2 separate regions of the Homo sapiens genome follow, and region 2 is linked to region 1. The links are chromatin loops, found by intact Hi-C in ENCODE. Cell type or tissue: PC-9. All regions are shown on one strand. Links, peaks and the distances in the headings refer to the core of each region. The heading gives the core; the rest is flanking DNA. Region 1 has its middle 17 kb from the start of SNORA28. Region 2 overlaps LOC105370686 (a long non-coding RNA gene).

Region 1 (7,438 bases), core at 2,540-5,039:
TGAAACGCTGTCTTAAAAAAAAGAAAGAGGTGGCTGGGTGCAGTGGCTCACGCCTGTAATCCCAGGACTTTGGGAGGCTGAGGCGGGCGGATCATCTGAGGTCAGGAGTTAGAGACCAGCCTGGCCAACGTGGTGAAACCCTGCCTCTACTAAAAATACAAAAATTAGCCGGGTGTGGTGGCGGGCGCCTATAATCCCAGCTACTTGGGAGGCTGAGGCAGGAGAATCGCTTGAACCCGGGAGGCAGTTTGTGGTGAGCCGAGATTGTGCCATTGCATTCCACCCTGGGTGACAAGAGTGAAATTCTGTCAAAAAGAAAGAAAGGAAAGAAAGAAGGAAAGAAGGAAGGAAGGAGGGAAGGAAGTAAGGAAGGAAGGGAGGGAGGGAGGGAAGAAAAGAGAAGAGGAAAGAAAAAAAAGAAAAGAGAAAAGAAAGAGAAAGAAAAAGAAAGAAAAAAAGAAAGAAAGAAAAAGAAAAAAAAGAAAGAGGCCAGGAGTGGTGGCTCACACCTATAATCCCAGCACTTTGGGAGGCCAAGGCAGGTGGATCATCTGAGGTCAGGAGTTTGAGACCAGCCTGGCCAACACAGTGAAACCCCATCTCTACTAAAAATAAAAATTAGCCGGGTGTGGTGGTGGGCACCTGTAATCCCAGCTACTTGGGAGGCTGAGGCAGGAGAATTGCTTGAACCCGGGAGGCGGAGGTTGCAGTGAGTCAAGATCGCGCCACTGCACTGTAGCCTAGGCAACAAGAGCAAAACTCTGTCTCAAAAAAGAAAGTATATATACCAAGAATGGACTGAATACAATGACTCACATCTGTAATCCCAGCACTTTGGGAGGACAAGGTGGAAGGATTGCTTGATCCCAGGAGTTCAAGACCAGCCCAGGCAACATAGCAAGACCCTGTCTCTGTTAAAAAAAAAAAAAAAAAAAAAAAAGACTAGGCAATGTCCTTTGCTTTCCACTTACTGCTCATGCCCTGTCTTGTATGTTGAATCTAGAACATATCCATCTTGTAAAAACTGCTTCCAGATTTCAACTACATCTTTAGTAGGTTTTAGCTTATCATGACTTCTCACTCTTCTCTTTGAATCTGTGAAACCCAATACTTTTGAAAACTTTGACACTCATAATTTTGTTGAGAGGATGGCCATCTTCTTTGTTCCATAATTGTGAAATATTGTCATGGTTAGATTTATAAACCCCAATTAAATGGTCAATCCAATGAATTGTTTTCATTTCTTCATCATCTATTTCCTTCCAATCACCCCCGTGTATCCAACTTTATCATCCACTTACTGAATGTATCAAGTAAAGTATGTACACAAACATCGTAAAAGATGAAGAAATATTATCATGCATCCTTTTAACAAAATGTATCCCATTTCTTGTCACAAAACGTTGTGTTGCTAGTTCTTCCTGTTGAAGGACTGAATATGGATATGAGAATCCATAATTCAGCCGGGTGCGGTGGCTCATGCCTGTAATCCCGACACTTTGGGAGACCGAGGTGGGTGGATCACTTGAGCCCAGGAGTTCGAGACCAGACTGGGCAACATGACAAAACTCCGTCTCTACAAAAATTACAAAAAGTAGCTGGGCATGGTGGCTCGAGCCTGTAGTCCCAGCTATTAGGAAGGCTGGGGTGGGACTGCTTGAGCCTGGGAAGTCAAGGCTGCAGTGAGCCAAGATCACTCCACTGCACTCCAGCCTGGGCAACAGGAGCAAGATCCAGATTTCCTTTTTGTCCTCAGATGCATATTGTTCACTCTTTGATGCTTGCATTTAAGAGAACTCATCTAGGGTATGGTCATCTGAAGAGTCATGGAGGGTTTTTTGTTTTGTTTTGTTTTGTTTTTTAGGTGGAGTTTTGCTCTGTCGCCCAGGCTGGAGTCCAATGGCACGATCTCGGCTCACTGCAGCCTCCACCTCCCAAGTTCAAGTGATTCTCCTGCTTCAGCCTCCCGAGTAGCTGGGATTACAGGCACGTGCCACCATGTCTGGCTAATTTTTGTATTTTTAGGAGAGATGGGGTTTCACCATGTTGGCTAAGCTGGTCTCAAACTCCTAACGTCAGGTGATCTGCCTGCCTCAGCCTCCCAAAGTGCTGGGATTACAGGCATGAGCCACTGTGCCCGGCCAGAGATTTCTTTTCTATGATCCATTTTACCATCACAATTGGCATCTTGACACAGTGCTGTTCTCTGTCTCTGCACACATCTCCTGATTGTCTAAGAAGCATGAGCCCCGTGAGTGTTGACTGCCAGAGTTCACGCCCACCTTCTCTCCAGCCAATTGCCTTGGAAGAATAGGTACTGCCTTGTCTGATAAGTCAGCAGCGAATGACAGACTCACAATGTGAAATGCCCATCCCTTGCTTTGATGTGGGATGAACCCAGATGCAATTTTTGCTCCAAGCTTTCCATGGGACCAGACTGAAGCCACACGGACCCCACCCGAGACCACAGCCGTGCTTACCCTTTTTCCTTTGCCCTCTCCGATTTTCCTCACTCTCTTCTCCTTAGAAAGCTGATATAGTTTGGGCCGGGCGCGGTGGCTCACGCCTGTAATCCCAGCACTTTGGGAGGCCGAGACGGGCGGATCACGAGGTCAGGAGATCGAGACCATCCTGGCTAACACGGTGAAACCCCGTCTCTACTAAAAATACAAAAATTAGCCGGGCATGGTGGCGCGCGCCTGTAGTCTCAGCTACACGGGAGGCTGAGGCAGGAGAATGGCGTGAACCCGGGAGGCGGAGCTTGCAGTGAGTCGAGATCGCGCCACTGCACTCCAGCCTGGGCGACAGAGCGAAACTCCGTCTCAAAAAAAAAAAAAAAAAAAAAAAAAAAGAAAGCTGATATAGTTTGGATATTTGTCCCACCCAAATACGTTTAAATGTATCTCCAGTGTTGGAGGTGGGGCCTGGTGGGAGGTGACTGGATCATGGAGGTGGATTTCCCATGAAATAGTTTAGCATCATCCTCTTGGTGCTGTTCTCATGATAGTGCATGAGTTCTCACAAGATCTGGATGTTTAAAAGTGTGCGGCACCTCCCACCCACTCTCCTGCTCCCGCTCCTGCCTGGTGAAACACCTGATCCCGCTTTGCCTTCCGCTTTTGCTTCCTGAGGCCTCACCAGAAGATGCTGGCACTATGTTTCCTATACAGCCTGCAGAACTAGGAGACAAATCAGCCTCTTTTCTTACAAATTACCCAGCCTCGGGTATTTCTTTATAGCAATGTAAGAAACGGCTGAATGCATGCACACTGTAATAAATTACTTTTACAAGAATCCCCATTGCAGGTGCCGCTTATAGGAACTTGACCTAGGATAGCTGGAACCAGAGCCATCCCATGAAGGAGACCGCAAGGATGGAATTCCTTAAGGGTGACTCACTGGCTGAATGGTAGTGAGGACCCAGCAGGTGGAATATTGACAGTCCCTGAAGTGTCCGAGCCCTGCAGTGGCTAAAACTTTCACCTGTGCTGCCCCGGGGGCACAGCAGCATCCGTTTATGGTCTTCCCAACAGCGATGTGAATTGTGCAGCTCTCTGTCACAATAGAATTCAAGACCTGAACCCTGGCTGCTGCAGATGTCCTGAGGCTGGATGTGATACTCATCATCTCCCTCCTCCCACTATGAGGCCATAGGTGTAGCTGAGGGAGAGGTGTTGGTACAATACTAGCAGATGACTCGGGTGTCTGAGCCACCTGCTGTGCAGCCCATTGCGCCCCCTGGTCCTGCCATGCTGTACTGCAGATGTACCACTTCCATCTCACTGTGGGTTACTGTTGGGTCCACCTGACCTGAAGACTTGGTGGGTCCAGCAGAATCAGCTCTTTTATTTATTTATTTATTTATTTATTTATTTATTTATTTATTTTTTGGAGATGGAGTCTTGCTCTGCCACCCAGGCCAGAGTGCAGTGGCATGATCTCAGCTCACTGCAACCTCCTCCTCCTGGGTTCAAGCGATTCTCCTGTCTCAGCCTCCCAAGTAGCTGGGATTACAGGCACCTTGCCACCACGCCTGGCTAATTCTTGCATGTTTAGTAGAGATGGAGTTTCACCATCTTGGCCAGGCTGGTGATCCTTCAGTGATCCACCTTCAGTGGTCACTGACCACTGACCTTCAGTGATTCACCTGCCTCGGCCTCCCAAAGTGCTGGGATTACAGGCATGAGCCACTGCGTCCGGCCAGAATGAACTCATCTTGGGAAGTTCTAGCCATCAGACAGTTTCTAGCAGGGTCCAGGAGCGCATCAGGGCTGCTTTTTGAATGGTTTGTAGTTCTCTGTTGTGTAAGGCACAGACTTTCTCCAGAACCCAGGGGGTCTGTACTGGGAAGTAGCATCTTTCCCAACCACAGCCCCCTCTAGTTCCATTGCACCTGCTGAGTCATGGGTGCATGCAGGAAGCTGCTCTTGTGGCAGCCTGGGCTGCTGGAGAGCTCTTTCTGCTCCTGGCCCAACGCAAAACCAGCAGTCTTCCATGTGACCTGATGAATGGGTTAAACTGTCCATGTGGAGGCTCCTGAGTCTCCGTAGGCTTTATCTCCAGTCCCCTGGATGGCATGTGTCTTACCACGGCATCTGCTCTGATTAACGTGACGCCCTCTATATGGTGGCCAACATGCTGTTTTGCAGAATGTCTAGATGGTTCAGGGTGGAGGAAGATAATGAGTATCAAGTACAGCCTCAGGGCATTGGCAGCAGCCAGACTGTGGTTCTTCCCACTAACTCTCGTCTTGTAAATGTCCCCAGAAAAGTGTGACCAACCAGAGTCACGGAGAAGTCGTGCCTGGTCGGGACCACCTGGCAGTGAGAAGTAAGTGGGTCTGAATGGGGCAGAAAGGTCAGAGGCTGGCCCCGGATGCTGTTGAAAGTGTCATATCAACACTGTGCTGATTCCCTTCAGGGTTCTTTTAGAGGAGGGAAATAAACATTTGCCTTGTTTTGCATATTTTTTCTTATGCATGCAGCCAAAACTCGTCAAAGCTGGTATATAGGGGAAGATAAATACCCCCAAGAACAACGTGAGTGTCAGAGAAATCTCCCGCCCAACATCAGAAGAGATAGCCTAGCCAGAGCAGCCCAAACACACCATGAGCAAAATGAAAGTAAACAGCTTGGTAGATATGCAAGCATACACAGGGCCACTACAAGGAAGCAAAAACGTCAGTGTCATGAAGCACCAAAAAATAAATAAATAAATAAAATAAAATTTAAAAGTCTTCTTTAATCTAGAAAGAAGGTTGCTATGGACTAAACAGTATCCTCCCAAAATTTCTATATTGCAGACCAAACTCCCAGTGTGATGGTATTTGGAGATAGAGCCTTTGGGAGGTCATAGGGTTAGATGAGGTCAAAGGGTGGGGCCTTCATGAGGGGATTAGTACTCTTATAATAAGAGACACCGGAAAGCACTTCTGTTTTTCTTTTCTTTTCCTTTTCTTTTCTTTTTTTTTTTTTTTTTGAGACACGATCTTCCTCCATTGCCCAGGCTAGAGTACAGTGGCCCAATCTCAGCTCACTGCAGCCTTGACCTCCCGGGCTCAAGTGATTCTCTCACCTCAGCCTCCCAAGTAGCTGGGACTACAGGCATGTGTCACCATGCCCAGCTAATTTTGTTAATTTATTTATTTTTTGTAGAGACAAGGTCTCATTATGCTCCCCAGGCTGGTCTTGACTCCTGGATTCAAGCAATCCTCCTGCCTCAGCTTCCCAAAGTGCAGGGATTACAGGTATGAGCCACCACACTTAGCACAGAAAGCATTCTTGAGTGTGTTCTCTCTTCTCTCTCTTCTCTTCTCTTCTCTCTCTCTCTCTCTCTCCTGTCTCTCTCTCTTCTCTCTCTTCTCTTCTTTCTCTTCTCTCCCTCTCTCTCTCTCTCTCTCTCTCTCTCTCTCTCTCTCTCTGTCCCCTGTGGGGGTCACAGGAAGAAGACAGCAAGCCAGGAAGAGAGCCCTCACTGGGAGCTGATCATGCTGACACCACGATCTTGGACTTTCCAGCCTCCAGAAGGACAAGAAAATAAATCTCTATTGTGTAAGCCAATCAGTCTATGGTATTTTGTTATGGCAACTAAAGCAGACTAAAGATACATTTCTGCTAAATGCAATGTGTGATCCTCAGTTGGAGTCTGATTTTTTAATTCAACCTGCAAAGGAAAAAACAAACAAGGACAAGTATAAAAACAGATATGGTGAAATTCAATCCAAGGCAGAAAAGCAGGTGTCCCCAGATCCATCTCCCCATAAAAGAGCTCATAACAGTGGCTCACGCCTGTAATCCCAGCATTTTGGGAGGCCGAGGCAGGTGGATCAGTTGAGGTCAGGAGTTCGAGACCAGCCTGGCCAGCACAGTGAAACCCCATCTCTACAAAAATACAAAAATTAGCCGGGCATGGTGGCAGGCACCTGTAATCCCAGCTACTCGGGAGGCTGAGACAGGAGAATTGCTTGAACCTGGGAGGTGGAGGTTGCGGTGAGCCAAGATCGCGCCACTGTGCTCTAGCCTGGGCAACGGAGCAAGACTCCATCTAAAAGAAAAAAAAAAAAAAGAGCTCATAAGACTGTGACGTGGTGAGGCAACAACTCAGAGACAGGGCAGGAGCAGACAGAACCAAGATAATAACACTGCACATCTAATGGATAATGAAACAGCAAGAGGCCAGGCACGGTGGCTCACACCTGGCAGCTCCCACCTTCCAGCACTTTGGGAGGCCAAGGCGTGCCATCTTTTGAGCTCAGGAGTTCGAGGCCAGCCTGGGCAATATAGTGAGACACCGTCTCTAAAAAATATACAAAAATTAGCAGGACATGTCTGTGCATGCCTGTAGTCTCAGCGACTCTGGAGGCTGATGTGGGAGAATCACCTGAGCAAGGATGGGGAGGCTGTGGTGAACCAAGATGGGGGCAGGAGAATTGCTTGAACCTGGGAGGCAGAGGTTGCAGTGAGCCGGGGTCATGCCACTGCACTCCAGCCTGGGCGACAGAGACAGAGTCTGTCTCCAAAAAAAAAAAAAAAAAAAAAAAATACAAGCTTTGGAATTGGCCTGTAGTAACTGAACTTTCTGTTTGAGGTTTTTCTGGTGATTAACCTCTAACTACTATATAACACGGGTACATAGCTATAAGTTGCTGTCACTTTGAGACATTATCCCTTGGGGTCTCAGGTGACACCTGTAGAGGTGACTCACCACCCCATCCCCCCACATCTTCCTCTCAATGTGGTTATTACTATTTTCTATTATTATTTTCATTTTTTTTTAAACCGAGTCTCACTCTGTTGCCTAGGCTGGAGTGCAGTGGTGTGATCCCAGCTCACTGCAACCTCCGCCTCCCAGGTTCAAGCGATTCTCCTGCATCAGCCTCCCTAGTAGCTGGAATTACAGGCATGTACAACCGCTCCCAGCTAATTTTCGTTGTTGTTGT
Region 2 (7,438 bases), core at 2,232-4,731, 56 kb before region 1:
TATTTTCAAATGTATCTATGTATACAGTCATGTGTTGCTTAACAACAGGGATACATTTTGAGAGGTGTCATTAGGCAATTTCGTGGCTGCGTGAACATCATGACAAAGACCTAGATGAGGCAGCCTACTACACACCTGTACAACGTGGGACTGTACTGAATACTGTAGGCAATTGTGACACAATGGTAAGTATTAATATTTGTGGATCTAGGCCAGGCATGGTGGCTCACGCCTGTAATCCCAGAACTTTGGGAGGCCGAGGCAGGTGGATCACCTGAGGTCAGGAGTTCAAGACCAGCCTGGCCAACATGGTGAAACCCCATCTCTACTAAAAATACAAAAATTAGCTGGGGATGGTGGTAGGTGCCTGTAGTCCCAGCTACTTGGGAGGCTGAGGCAGGAGAATCGCTTGAACCCAGGAGGTGGAGATTGCAGTGAGCTGAGATCATACCACTGCACTCCAGCCTGGGTGACAGGGCCAGACTCTGTCTCAAAAAAAAAAAAGTATTTGTGTATCTAAACAGATACAAACATAGACAAGGTACAGTAAAAGTATGGCATAAAAAGTAAAAAATGACACACAGGTTTAGGGCACTTACCATGAATGGAGCTTGCAGGACTGGAAGTGGCTCTGGGTGAGTCACAAGTGGGTGGTGAGTGAATGTGAAGGCCTAGGACATTACTGGCCACTACTGTAGACTTTGTAAACACTGACACTTAGGCCACACTAAGTTCATAAAAAATATTTTTCTTTCTTTGATAACAAATTAGCCTTAACTTACTGTAATGGTTTAACTTTATATACCTTTTACTTTTTAAAAAACATTTGGACTCTTGTAATAACACTTAGCTTAAAACACACATTGTACACCTGTATAAAAATATTTTCTTTCCTTTTTTTTTTTTTTTTTAATTTTTGAGACAGAGTTTCTGTCTTGTTGCCCAGGCTGAAGTGCAATGGCGTGATCTCGGCTCACTGCAACCTCTGCCTCCCGGGTTCAAGCGATTCTCCTGACTCAGCCACCCAAGTAGCTGGGATTACAGGCATGCACCACCACGCCCTGCTAATTTTGTATTTTTAGTAGAGATGGAGTTTCTCCCTGTTGGTCAGGTTGGTCTCGAACTCCTGACCTCGGGAGTTCTCCCGCCTCGGCCTCCCAAAGTGCTGGGATTACAGGTGTGAGCCACTGTGCCCAGCCATATATTTTTTCTTTATATCCTTATCCTATAAACTACATACTGTTTTCTGGGTTTTTTGTTTGTTTGTTTGTTTTTGAGATGGAGTCTCACTGTCGCCCAGGCCAGAATGCAGTGGTGCGATCTCGGCTCACTGAAACCTCCGCCTCCTGGGTTCAAGCAATTCTCCTGCCTCAGCCTCCCAAGTAGCTGGGATTACAGGCACGTGCAACCATGTCAGGCTAATTTTTTTTATTTTTAGTAGAGACAGGGCTTCACCATGTTGGCCAGGCTGGTCTCAAACCCCTGACCTCAGGTGATCCACCCGCCTTGGCCTCCGAAAGTGCTGGGATTACAGGCGTGAGCCCCCGTTACTCCCCGGGCGCTGTTAAGCGGCTTTGCGGCAGCCTCACACGTAGCCCTCACAACCACTAGGGACAGCGGCTTCTCACTGCTGGCTCCAACCCACAGTTAAGAAACACGTGGGTATTTACAATACATGCCCACAAATGCACAGGCAATCACATTTCCCCTGCACGCCCTGGCCCCTTCCCACACTTTCTCTTCCATTCTACTTAGGATTGCCAGATTGAGCAATACAAATACAGGACACCTGCTATTTGAATTTCAGGTAAATACTTTTTTTTTAGTGTGTTCCACCCCATAGAATATTTGGGACATACACACTTTAAAAAAGTTACTTATCTGAAATGCAGATATGACTGGGTATCCTGTAATTCACCTGGTAACCCTAGTTCTACTCCGTTTTTTTAAAACTGCTGGTTGTAACCCCCAACCCAATGTTACAGCCTTCAGTGAGTCCCAGCCCCCGCTTCCTTAGGCCAGGAGACCTGGAGTATCCCATTCCACAGGGGAAGCCACAGCTGGGAGGAATTCAGCCTCCTCCTTCCAAGGCCCACGGGTGAGCAGATTCGGATGAGCATCTCAAGGGCCTGCGGATGCCACAGGAAGAGGTTTAAAGATGTTTAAAGATGACTTCTGGCCGGGCGCAGTGGCTCACGCTTGTAATCCCAGCACTTTGGGAGGCTGAGGCGGGCGGATCACAAGGTCAAGAGATCGAGACCATCCTGGCTAATGCGGTGAAACCCCGTCTCTCCTAAAAATACAAAAAAAAAATTAGCCGGGCGTGGTTGTGGGTGCCTGTAGTCCCAGGTACTCGGGAGGCTGAGGCAGGAGAATGGCGTGAACCCGCCAGGCGGAGCTTGCAGTGAGCCGAGATCACGGCACTGCACTCCAGCCTGGGCGACAGAGCAAGACTCTGTCTCAAAAAAAAAAAAAAAAAAGACTTCTGCAGGCCGGGTGTGCTGGCTCACACCTATAATCCCAGCACCTCGGGAGGCTGAGGCGGGAGGATCACTTGGGGTCAGGAGTTTGAGACCACCTGGCCTACATGGTGAAACCCCGTCTCTACTGCAGAAATTAGCCAAGCATGGTGCTAGACACCTGTAGTCCCAGCTACTGAGGAGGCTGAGGCAGGAGAATCGCTTGAACCCAGGAGGCGGAGGCTGCAGTGAGCCAAAAAAAAACAGAAAGAAAGACTTCTGTGCACATAAATGACTAGTGGCAGTTACTTCGGTTTTAAAATATATATATTTAAGGTATTAAAGTTCTACACTTAAAAACCTAGTTTTTCCTTAAGTGTTGAAGATCAGCTTAAAAACCTGACCATGCTGTGGATAAATCCAGCCAGTTCTAACAACTGTTTACAGAGGGGCTTGTGGTTTACGTTCAGTCTCATTTACAAGCTGGTTTAAATGAGAACTCTTAAACCTTTTAAATTATATATTTAATTGCTTCAAATACTGCAATTGAATAACAAACAAAACATTCCCTAGGTCTTTGGTCCTTAAACATTGGCCACACTCCCTTTACTAAATTCCTTTTAGTTTCAAACTAAAATATCATAGGACTAAATTAAAATACTCAATTAGGCATTGCAAATCCATGTCCCTTTCTAGGTGGGTTTAGTTCCCTGTGGGTCAGAGTCACTGACTGGGAGCCAGGCCTGGAGCTAAGGACAGCCACCAGATGGCTTTTTCATGACAAAAAGGGACAAGTTTTATATTCTCCATAAAGCCAATAGGGGGCCAGGTGTGGTGGCTCAAGCCTCTAATCCCAGCACTTTGGGAGGCCAAGGCAGGAGGATCACTGGACCCCAGGAGTTCAAGACCAGCATGAGCAATGTAGCAAAACCCCATCTCTACCAAAAAAAAAAAATTAAAAATTAGCTGAGTGTGGTGGTGCACGCCTGTAGTCTCAGCTACTTGGGAGGCTACAGTGGGAGGATCGCTTGAGCCTGGAAGTTAGAGGCTGCAGTGAGCTGTGATCACACCACTGCACTCCAGCCTGGGTGACAGAGTGAGACTGTCTCAAGAAACAAAAAAAAAAAACCCTGTGTAAGGCTCCTCCACACAGTGAAGCCTTCCTGACATGCCCTGCCTGCCCCACAAAGGAATCCTTCCCTTCCCCACCAGACGGATTCTGGATCTTGTGCTCTGGACCCCTTTGCCAATGTAGTAAAAACTATAGAGCCCTTTTCAGGGTACCATTTATACAGCATAACATAAAATACATAAGGTTACAAATGAAACCAAATATATTGAAAATATTACCAAGTGTTTTTAAAACAGTAACTGGGTGATATAATGATCTTTACTGTTATTAGGCAGGTCTATGGCTGATCTAATAGCTGCTATGGGTTCAAATGGTGAGCCTCACTGACACTTCTAGATCTGCTACAACTGAAACGCAGCAGGACAATGTCTGTGATGGTAACAAACTCAGGGACCCTGCTAATACTACTCTGGTTTGTTGCCTATGTTCGTGATTAAAGAAAATGCTAGATTTCAGGTAGAAATTAGTGAGACTAAAGATACAAGTTTCCCCTGCACTCATGGAACCCCTGAATTCTGTCAACAGACCCCAGGACAGGAAGCTCTGCACCATTTCCATACCTTCTGTGAGCTCTGTTCTTCTCTGGATATTCCATCTCTCCCTGGACGATGGTGGGGGCGCTCTTGTTAAGAATGATGGCAGGACCGGACGTGGTGGCTCACTCCTGGAATCCCAGCAATTTTGGACATTGAGGCAGGCCCATCACTTGAAGTCAGGAATTCGAGACCAGCCTGGCCAACATGGTGAAACCCCGTCTCTACTAAAAATATAAAAATTAGCCAGGCTTGGTGGTAGGCAACTGTGGTGGCAGCTACTTGGGAGGCTGAGGCAGGAGAATCGTTTGAACCTGGGAGGCGGAGGTTGCACTGAGCCGAGATTGCACTGCACTCTAGCCTGGATGACAGAGTGAGATTCCATCTCAAAAAAAAAAAAAAAAAGAAAGAAAGAAAAAAAAGAAAGAAAGAATGATGGCAACCAGCGTTTGCAGAGGGCTTAGTATAGGCCAGGTACTACGAAAAGCCTTTCATATGCATTATTTTCTCCAGTCCTCCCAGCAACTATTAGCTTGGTGCAAAAGTAATTGTGGTTTTTGGCCAGGCACGGTGGCTCACACCTGTAATCCCACGACTTTGGGAGGCTGAGGCAGGCAGATTGCTTGAGGTCAGGAGTTCGAGACCAGCCTGGCCAACACAGTGAAACCCTGTCTCTACTAAAAATACAAAAATTAGCCGGGAGTGGTGGCGCATGTCTGTAATCCCAGCTACTGGGGAGGCTAAGGCAGGAGAATCGCTTCAACCCAGGATTGCGGTGAGCCGAGATCATGCCACTGCACTCCAGCCTGGGACACAGAGTGAGATCCTGTCTCAAAAAAAAAAAAAAAAAGCAAACAAAAAACAAAAGCAATTGCGTTTTTTGCCGTTGGAAGTAATGGCAAAAACAACGATTACTTTTGCACCAACCTAATAGTAGGCTTTGGATGCAGGTTAGTCTGACATTCCATTCTGCTGTTCGTCAACACCAAGCCAGTGTGTCCACATGCCTGCTTCTCCCATTAGACAGTAGCCCTTCAACAGCAGGGATGATCAGAGTCATCTTGGTGTGTGCAGCTAACACAGATGCCTGGCACAGAAGAGGCACTTGCTTTCCACCTGCTGGCTGGTCACGAAGACGATGCACACACATGCACAGACATGAGCACACAAGCACACACAGGAGTGGACCAGGCCGAGTGTGGGGGGACACACGCCTACCCTCTTTAGAGCCCAGCCATGCTGACCTCCAATCACACATCCTATTCACTCGCCTACTTCTGCTGCCACCTAACCAAACTTCCTGGCTTTCGGTATAAACAAATCCTTTCTAGAGAAATAAAGCATTCCTAGTTCACTTTTGAGAAAGGTGAGCCCCCTGGGGAACTGCAGTGCTGAGAAGTCTGGCGGGAAGGGCACATTCATGGGACTTGATGACAGGGAGGGACTGGCTGGATCTGCTTTGAGCACAGTCCAACCATCTTTATAGTTCATCACAACCAGCCTTTAAAATGCTTCGGGAACATCAGGATAGTGATCACCAGCAGGGCACCGAGCACAGGGCGTAAAGGGGGCTTCTGAGAGGGGGTGTGATGTTCTGTTTCCCGATGTGGGTGCCAGTTCCTCCAAAGTGGTCGGTGTATGAGTGGTCATGGGGCCACACTTAGGTACCTGCGGTTCTCTGTATGTATTTCATATTCCAATACAAAGCTCCAAAAATTGCTTCAGAAGTCAGTTAAGCTTCTCTTCCTCCAGATTCCAAACTCATATGCCAAAAGTTCATTTCTCTGCAGGCCAAAATGGAGCAGCCTTTTATAAACAGGCTTCCTAGAGTTTTGCCCCAAAATATTCCTGTATCCCAGCAGCAAGCACCCTGATGCCCACCCAGTGGTCTGTATCTGTGTCAACCAGCGGTTCTCAGCCTGGCCTCATCCAGGGCCTGAAGCCTACTACAGAACCCCCAGCAGCACGTGGGGTGCACAGCAAAGATCAGCCCTGGACACAGCCGGGTGCTCAGGGCGGGGTGAGGGGGCAGGAGGCAGGACGCAGGAGGTGAGCTGTCCGGGCGGGGCAGGATGAGGGAGTCCTGCATTGCAGAGCTAAGGGGGAGAATCATCAGCACCCTAATTAGCTCTTGATGGCTTCCAAAGCCTTTTAAGTCCTTTTTTTTTTTTTTTTTTTTTATCCCTACAAGAACTCTGAGTGGTAAACAGGACAAGTAACATAATTCCCAGGATACAGGTAAGGACACTAAAGCCCAACCCAAACTGGTGGGTAGCAAGGCCAGGCCCAAACCCAGAGCTCTGGGCTCTAAGCCAGCACCTACTCCCCAACACAGAAAGGAGGTGGGAGCAGCCGGGCCCTAGCCAACCACTCCCGGCCCCTTGGCAGATCAGGCAGAGTGAGGGCACAGGAGGGAGAGAAGACCTCTATGCAGACCAGTGCAGCCAGGCAGGGGTGAGGAGCCCCTGCCACCACCACCAAAGACAAAACTGAGCCTCGATCCAATGCAGACTCCAGGAAATATGGGGCAGGTCCATGACCTTGTGAGAAGGGAATCAGTCAAATCCAAAATGTGGGACATGTACGGGACAACTGACCCAGTTTCTTTAATGAGTCAATGGCATTAAACTAAGGAGGGGTGACAGTTCTAAATTAAAAGACACTTTCAAAGGACCTCAAGACGGCAGTGCATACCGTGAGCAGATCTTATTTAGATCCTGATTTAAGTAACTCAACTATAAAAAGACGTTTTTTTGAACAGAGCAATTTAATTTGGTACTTGGTACATTTAATGTGGCAGTTGGATATTCAATGATATTAATCTTCAATTTACCAGCAGGGTCCAGTGAGTTCTTTTTTTTTTTTTTTTTTTTTTTTTTGGAGACAGAGTTTCACTCTTGTTGCCCTGGCTGGAGCGCAGTGGCACAATCTTGGCTCACTGCAACCTCTGCCTCCCAGGTTCAAGTGATTCTCCTGCCTCAGCCTCCTGAGTAGCTGGGATTACAGGCATGCAACACCACACTCAGCTAATTTTTTTGTATTTTTAGTAGAAGTGGAGTTTCACCCTATTGGTCAGGCTGGTCTTGAACTCCTGACCTCAAGTGATCTGCCCGCCTCAGCCTCCCAAAGTGCTGGGATTATAGGCGTGAGCCACCACTCCTGGCCTATTTTTATTTTTTTAGTTTACTTTTTGAGTAGTTCTAGCACTGTATAAGGATTAATAGTTTGTGAATTTTATTCTGTCTTAGAGACCTTCTACAGAACAAAACCCATTCTGTCTTGCAATTCCTACAGGGATTGGTTCAAGCCTTTTG

Evidence for each region. Hi-C counts contacts between places; a loop is a spot of excess contacts. Peaks named below come from ENCODE experiments on the same cell type or tissue, not always from the same donor. Only the 100,000 strongest peaks of a DNase experiment are listed, where the experiment ranks them.
Region 2: it touches region 1 in a loop (2.9-fold over the local background); 2 of 110 quality-filtered maps call a loop at or near these places.

What each region holds. Positions count from the first base shown.
Region 1 is chr14:103,351,261-103,358,698 of GRCh38, forward strand. No RefSeq gene overlaps it. Among named protein-coding and RNA genes, the nearest start is that of SNORA28, 17 kb to the left of the region's middle. RefSeq lists a silencer at 3,272-3,566. In PC-9, for the core only: CTCF peaks have their summits at 3,747 (motif pointing left) and 3,972; a DNase peak (open chromatin) is centred at 3,541; H3K27ac peaks cover 1,073 bases.
Region 2 is chr14:103,295,554-103,302,991 of GRCh38, forward strand. It overlaps LOC105370686 (a long non-coding RNA gene), which reads right to left. Exons shown (of 3, transcript XR_944246.2): 2 at 4,152-4,351. Among named protein-coding and RNA genes, the nearest start is that of EIF5, 35 kb to the right of the region's middle. RefSeq lists an enhancer at 6,293-6,793. In PC-9, for the core only: CTCF peaks have their summits at 3,345 and 3,548; no DNase peak of the experiment used is centred there.